2 separate regions of the Homo sapiens genome follow, and region 1 is linked to region 2. The links are chromatin loops, found by intact Hi-C in ENCODE. Cell type or tissue: endothelial cell of umbilical vein. All regions are shown on one strand. Each heading gives the region's core, and the rest is flanking DNA. Links, peaks and the distances in the headings are about the cores only. Region 1 overlaps PLEKHG1 (pleckstrin homology and RhoGEF domain containing G1). Region 2 overlaps PLEKHG1 (pleckstrin homology and RhoGEF domain containing G1).

Region 1 (2,917 bases), core at 229-2,728, 84 kb after region 2:
CTCTCTGCTCCTTCCCTCACCAAACTAGGGTAAATTCTTTGATCCTCTTGGAGAATAATTGTTTTCAGTGCAAAAGTTTTAAATTGATCCTTCATAGTTGTTAACAGCAGGGTAACCATAGGTGCTGACATCAAGCCAATAAAATTAATAAGCAGCATGACAGGCTCTAATAAATTTCGTTGGTGTCCTTACACTGTCATTTCGGGCGCAGAATGAACTGTTATTATCACTGAGCTTCAAACCACTCATTTGGCTACAGATGATTACAGCTGTGAATGCAGGGCATGCTGCCTTAGTTTTCAGGAGCTAGTCTAGGGTTAAAGTATTAGATTTAAAAGATGTACTTATGATCAGTGGGGGGGAACAAGTTATGACCATACAACTTTGATCTGTTTTCTAGAGTGGTCTACAAAAATGTGGACTCCTCACGATCTGTTTTCTCAATAATTTCTGAAAACAAGCAACTTTTAAAATTTAGTTTCTCTGCCATGGACTCTGAGGTTTTTGAAACTCTTTGAGCTGGCGATGGGCCATCAGTTGTTGGATGCTGGCCATGGTTCTTTGTCTGTAACCCCAGATGAAATTCTTTAAGCCCCTTAACTCAACCTTTCTCTCACATGAAGAATTTAGTATCAGGTTTCTGCAAATGAGCAAGCTTCGCTCTTGAAGTGAGAGAAAGGATTGTTCATTCTCTCTTTAAGCCCCACTGCAGAGCCTCTGAATTCAGCCAGGTGAATGTGGCTTGCACCCTCCACCCCTGCCCCGCCCCTCATCCTGCCATGCTGTGTGTGGCTCATGCCCATCCACATCCTTCTGTTTTACCTTCTTAATTTTGTGTACAATATGCCCTCCAAAATGTCCAGCAAAGTCTTAAGCTGCTATTAAATACAGACATTCACTGCACATTGAGTATTAGTCCATCCTTTTGGACCATGTGTAATTTAACAGAAATATCAATGAATATATTTCTTTATTTTGAGGGAGTGTAGGTTTTATGTGTTGTTCAAAATGTACCATTCTTTCAATTCTGGCCTCCATTTGTTTTTCTTTTTTGGGCCTTTTTTGGGCCTGTCTGTCCTATGCAGGTACTCAAGCTCTTATGATTGTTCCATTTATAACAGTAAGGAGAATAGGCCAAGCTATTTGGGGATTTTAATGCCAACTACTTTTAAATCTTTTGAATCTAGTTTCTTACCGAGGTGACTACTTTCTTAAGAAGAAAAGTTGTTACCACAAAGCTTGTTTTGAAAAAAGGTTTATGTACATTGGTTTATGCATGACAATGATTTTAGTATGAAAGCACTAGAACGAAACCTAATTTGATGCAAACTGTGAAATGTGCCACTTGAGAAAGTTAATGATGAAAGCCTTGCCTATTTTGCATTGGAGGAACCTAAAGAACATGAGAGAATGAAGGTGGATTAATAAAAGGCGTAAGAAACAATTATCTAATGGATCTTACATTTCAGCTTCTCCTTTCTCTAGCTGCATCTAAACACGACAGTGTTTGCTGTTGGACATTGGAATGCGGCTGCGGTGCTGGGATTTTCATGGTCTGCTTGGCTTTTCACAGGGTTACTTCCTCTAAATGCTGCAGATCGCCATGTTACGTTTGGGAGGGAGCCACACTTCATTGTTCAGCCTAGGGCAAGGACTGTATTTACTTTTTATTTTACGTTATTTCAGCTGTTTTCACTTTTTTCTGTATTGTTTTCCTGCCTCCTACAGAATCCTTTTTCAAGTCTTGCTAGGGAAAGGGGAACACTCAGTTATGAACTCTTTAGCACACAAGGGGCAGAAAGCAGCTTTCCTCTTTCTCAACAGTTCAAATAACTTCTAAGCTATGTCAGTTTAACCCACTATGGGTCTCAATCCACAGCAGATCTGTTTGGGAGCTGTTTCTATGTTAAAACATACAAAATCAATTGAGAGTTTTCTGTGGCTAATTAACACAGCATAGTAAGTTATATGCTTATTTTTTTCACTTAAAAAAATAAGTTGGTATTTGAAAAAGAATTTGGTTCTATAGTTTTAACAACAGATAGTTTTGTGACTTAAGGTTATGTTTAAAACAAATTCTGTCAGTTCAGAATTTTTATTTCTGGTTTTTCACTATATGAATTTTAGAGTATGTTTTAATCATACAAATCAGTCAAAGAAAAAGCAGACGATGTGGTTATACCAAAACTGACGTTATTGGCACTATGGTCATTGTAGCCCCATCTGGGGAAGCTCTAATATATTTAGGGAGTAGACAGAATGTATACCACACTCTTTCTCTTTCCTAAAACTCTTCGTTCTATAAATAGGTGAGTATTAGGGCCAGTAATAAGAGAGCAACTGTGTACTCTCAGAGTTAATGAGCACACTAGTAAAATAATTACTTGAAACAGATATGAAAGATGCACTGGGCATAATTAAAGATGACTTGGAAAGGACAGGAGTGTTTAAGGCATCCTTCTCATTGATCTCACAGGATTACCTTGACTGCATCAGGGACCAAACAAAACTTCCCCTGGGGACCGAAGAAAGATCAGCCCTTTTTGGAAACATACAGGATATCTACCACTTCAATAGGTAAGTTAATATTCAAAAGATTGTTCTCACATACGAGCATTATGAAAATTTCTCAAATGAATGCAGCCTAAGAAACTTTACCTGTAACCCCTGACTCAGCTTCATATATTTTTGTGGGCTGTTGTGCCAAGAAGCTTTCTGCTTGGAAGTATCCTTATTTCCTTATGAGTCTCACATGTATTCCATATTCTCTCTCTCTCCATCCTCCTGGCTCAGAGAAGAAACCTATTTGCCCTGGTGGGGCAATGACATCTTTTCTTCCACAATATGACATGAACATGACATCCAAGAATATGTACTTGCTTAGTCTCCAGGATCCCCAGCTACACTGAATTTTCTA
Region 2 (2,917 bases), core at 278-2,777:
CTGCTTACCAGGCCACGATAAAGGCCACCTGCAAGACTGCAAAAGCAAAGTGTGGCACAAAACACTGTGCTGCGAGTGGCCACATGAGAAACCAATGGCCCACACCCACAGTGCCGCATCTGTCAGAAGCCACCATCTCCGGGGGTCATTTTGTTCCTCAAGTGCATGTCCCTGAGCCAGTCCACCAGACATGGAGGCTTGGGGAAAGGGCAGTGAAGACCCTTTCCACCCGGCCAGGTTCTGCCCAGTTTGAGAATTTGAAACCAAGCAGGAAGGCAGAGGGAGACTAAACTCTCACCTTTATTGCTGATAAGCTGACATCGGAGATTGTGTCTCATGTCTGGGTGTGCAGCCATCCTAATACCGAACTCAGAATCGGAAACTTCCTAGATGGCAGGCTGACCTGAGCAGCCCTTCACACACGGGAGCAGACCTTGCACCTGCAGGAGGGAGGCAAAGCAGGTGCTACCAGTGGGCAGCTCTGTGCCCTGAAAGCAAGAGTGCAGCCAGATCATGCCTGCCCAGTTTTCCCTTCCTATGCATGCCAGTCTAATTCCTGAGTCCTGCCCCCAAGAGAGGCATATGCGGGTTAAAGAGAGACCAGGAGCTCCTGGAGCACCACCCACATGAGAGAACAGCAGGAGTGAGGATGAAACATGCCACACACAGCCCCACCCTTACCCCAAGACTCCTCCCTGACGTTATAGTAGGAGGTCAAGTATTTGCTACAGGGTTGGATGTCATACTTAATGCTGATGGCTTCGTGCGCATCTTAACAGTTGACAACTACATCATCACAGCTTGACACACGTTTCTTCAATTGGCATGTGTTCTTTGTGCTCAGAACCACATTAGGCCCTAAGAGACTCCAGAGAGACACATGGCCCGAGTCAACCTTATCCTCTGTAGAGGGCAGATGGGGACAGTATTTATATTTATGAAATTTAGAGAATAGTTGTCAACTCGTCATGATAGGACATTAGCAACAAACACCCATGAACGAAAGTTTGTTGTGAGCCACACTGGTCTTTAAACAGCCTTCAGGATGATTCTGGTTTTCTAGATGTGTTTCCTTTCTCAGTGAGTCCCTTTTCTTGAGAGGAGAGGGGGTGTATATTACAATAAGACAGGTTCCGGAGGGAAATGACTTCATGGGCTCACTGTTGAGCTGCTTCCCTTTGCATCTCGGGGGAAGGTGTGGTTCACCCGCAGCAGGTCCGGTGAAGGAAGCACGTGTGTGTGTGTGGAAGGGTGGCGCTGACCTCCCAGACAGGACATTACCCTTCTTCCTCTTCCTGACCACTGCTGTTCCCACAGCAGTCACGGTCATCACTTAGCTTCCTGTTGGGGAAAACCTTGGACACTGTGCATCCACCTGCTATAACTGGCAAACTAAGGATGACAGAGTGTTCAATGATGCTGTTCAACTTGAACCCTGAGTTGACACACGGACCCCTCTGCGCTAGTATCCAGGGCATAGGACGTCTGAAGGAAAGATGGAGCCATTCTTGGTGGGGCGGAAGAGGCAGGAAACTGCTGCCTGGACAAATCGTGTTCTGGGCCAAAGCATCACAGGCGAGTGAAATATGGGAATATTGAAGGGGCCTGGGATGGAGGTAAGATGGAGCGATCCTATGGTTTGGCACCTGCAGCCAGGGTGGTGGCAAGGGCAGTGGCAAGTAGTGGGTTTCATGGAAGGATAAAAGTATCAGGCAGCCTCCTCGGGCGGAGACCGCAGGTAGATGTCCCTGGCCTCTGGGACTGTCTTCACCCAACAGTCTATGTGCTGGGTACATACGCTATGCTGGGCACAAAGAAGGCTGTGGTCCATGACTTCAAGAAGCCCTCAGGCTAGTAAATTGGCATCTTCATATTATCCTTAGATCCAGGCTGACAATGTAAGCAAATGTGGAAAGCGTTAGAAAATGCAGGCTCCCTGGCACTATCTTAGACCTCATAGAACAGCCATTTCAGAGCAAGTCCTGGGAATCTCCATCCCATTAAGTGCCCCCTGAGGCTTGGGGATAGATAGTTGCGTGAGACAAACTGTAGCAAGTAAATCATCGCAACAAAGTGCGAGAAGTACTGTGATTGGCTGTTTCGGGAATGACGAATGCACAAAGGAGGTTCTCCTACGTGGGAAATCCAGGTGCGGCTTGGGGACTAGTATTTGAAATTTCAACTGGCTCCATCTGCCTACTTTCTCACATACCTCCATATGCTGTCTGGTGGCTGATGGCAGCAGCTGTGCAGGGGTTTCAGTGTCTGAATTTGGGCAGTTTGCTGTGCTTCCGAAATGGTTCTGGCCAACCCTGTGTCTCCCCTTGGACTTCTGATTGGCCCATGGGGGATGAGGATTTTTGGATCTGTGGCAGCAGTAATGATCGAGGCCTCCAAGAAGAGCACCACTAGGAGGGTGTTAGTAGATTTTTAATAGCCTTCATACCGAGTCCTTTAGATGTGTTTCTTTTCTCAGTGTGTCCCTTTTCATGGCGGGGGGTTGGGGTGTATCTTACAATAAGACAGGTTTGGGATGGGGGGAAATGACTTCATGGGCTTGCTGTTGAGCTGCTTCCCTTTGCATCTCCGGGAAAGGCGTGGTTCACCCGCAGCAGGTCCGGTTAAGGAAGCACGTGTGTGCTTTCAGCATCGCTGCGTTTTCTCTGCCACTTCACCCTAAGGATGGGGTCAAAGTTGCTTCTGCTTCTCTTGATAGAGGCTCTCTTCAACTCCCTACCACTCCTAATTCTCAGCCCTTGCAGTTTCCTGCAGTGGAACACGAAGTTCCAAAGAGATGGTTCCAGGTGAATGCACAGCTGTGTTCCCACCTCCTGATCCTGTCTCCAATGAGTGACACTGGGCCGTTCTTCAAGATCTCTCCTTAACCCCCTCTTCCAAGACAGGACCAAACCCCACA

Evidence for each region. A loop is a pair of places that touch in the nucleus more often than their neighbours do. Peaks named below come from ENCODE experiments on the same cell type or tissue, not always from the same donor. Only the 100,000 strongest peaks of a DNase experiment are listed, where the experiment ranks them.
Region 1: a loop joins it to region 2, with 2.1 times the contacts of the local background. A loop is called at or near these places in 5 of 110 quality-filtered maps.

What each region holds. Positions count from the first base shown.
Region 1 is chr6:150,766,162-150,769,078 of GRCh38, forward strand. It overlaps PLEKHG1 (pleckstrin homology and RhoGEF domain containing G1), which reads left to right. Exons shown (of 17, transcript NM_001029884.3): 4 at 2,477-2,577. Among named protein-coding and RNA genes, the nearest start is that of MTHFD1L, 98 kb to the right of the region's middle. In endothelial cell of umbilical vein, for the core only: no CTCF peak of the experiment used is centred there; DNase peaks (open chromatin) are centred at 530 and 1,660.
Region 2 is chr6:150,682,267-150,685,183 of GRCh38, forward strand. The region is part of intron 2 of PLEKHG1 (pleckstrin homology and RhoGEF domain containing G1); the gene reads left to right. Among named protein-coding and RNA genes, the nearest start is that of PLEKHG1, 84 kb to the left of the region's middle. In endothelial cell of umbilical vein, for the core only: no CTCF peak of the experiment used is centred there; a DNase peak (open chromatin) is centred at 1,245; H3K27ac peaks cover 2,391 bases.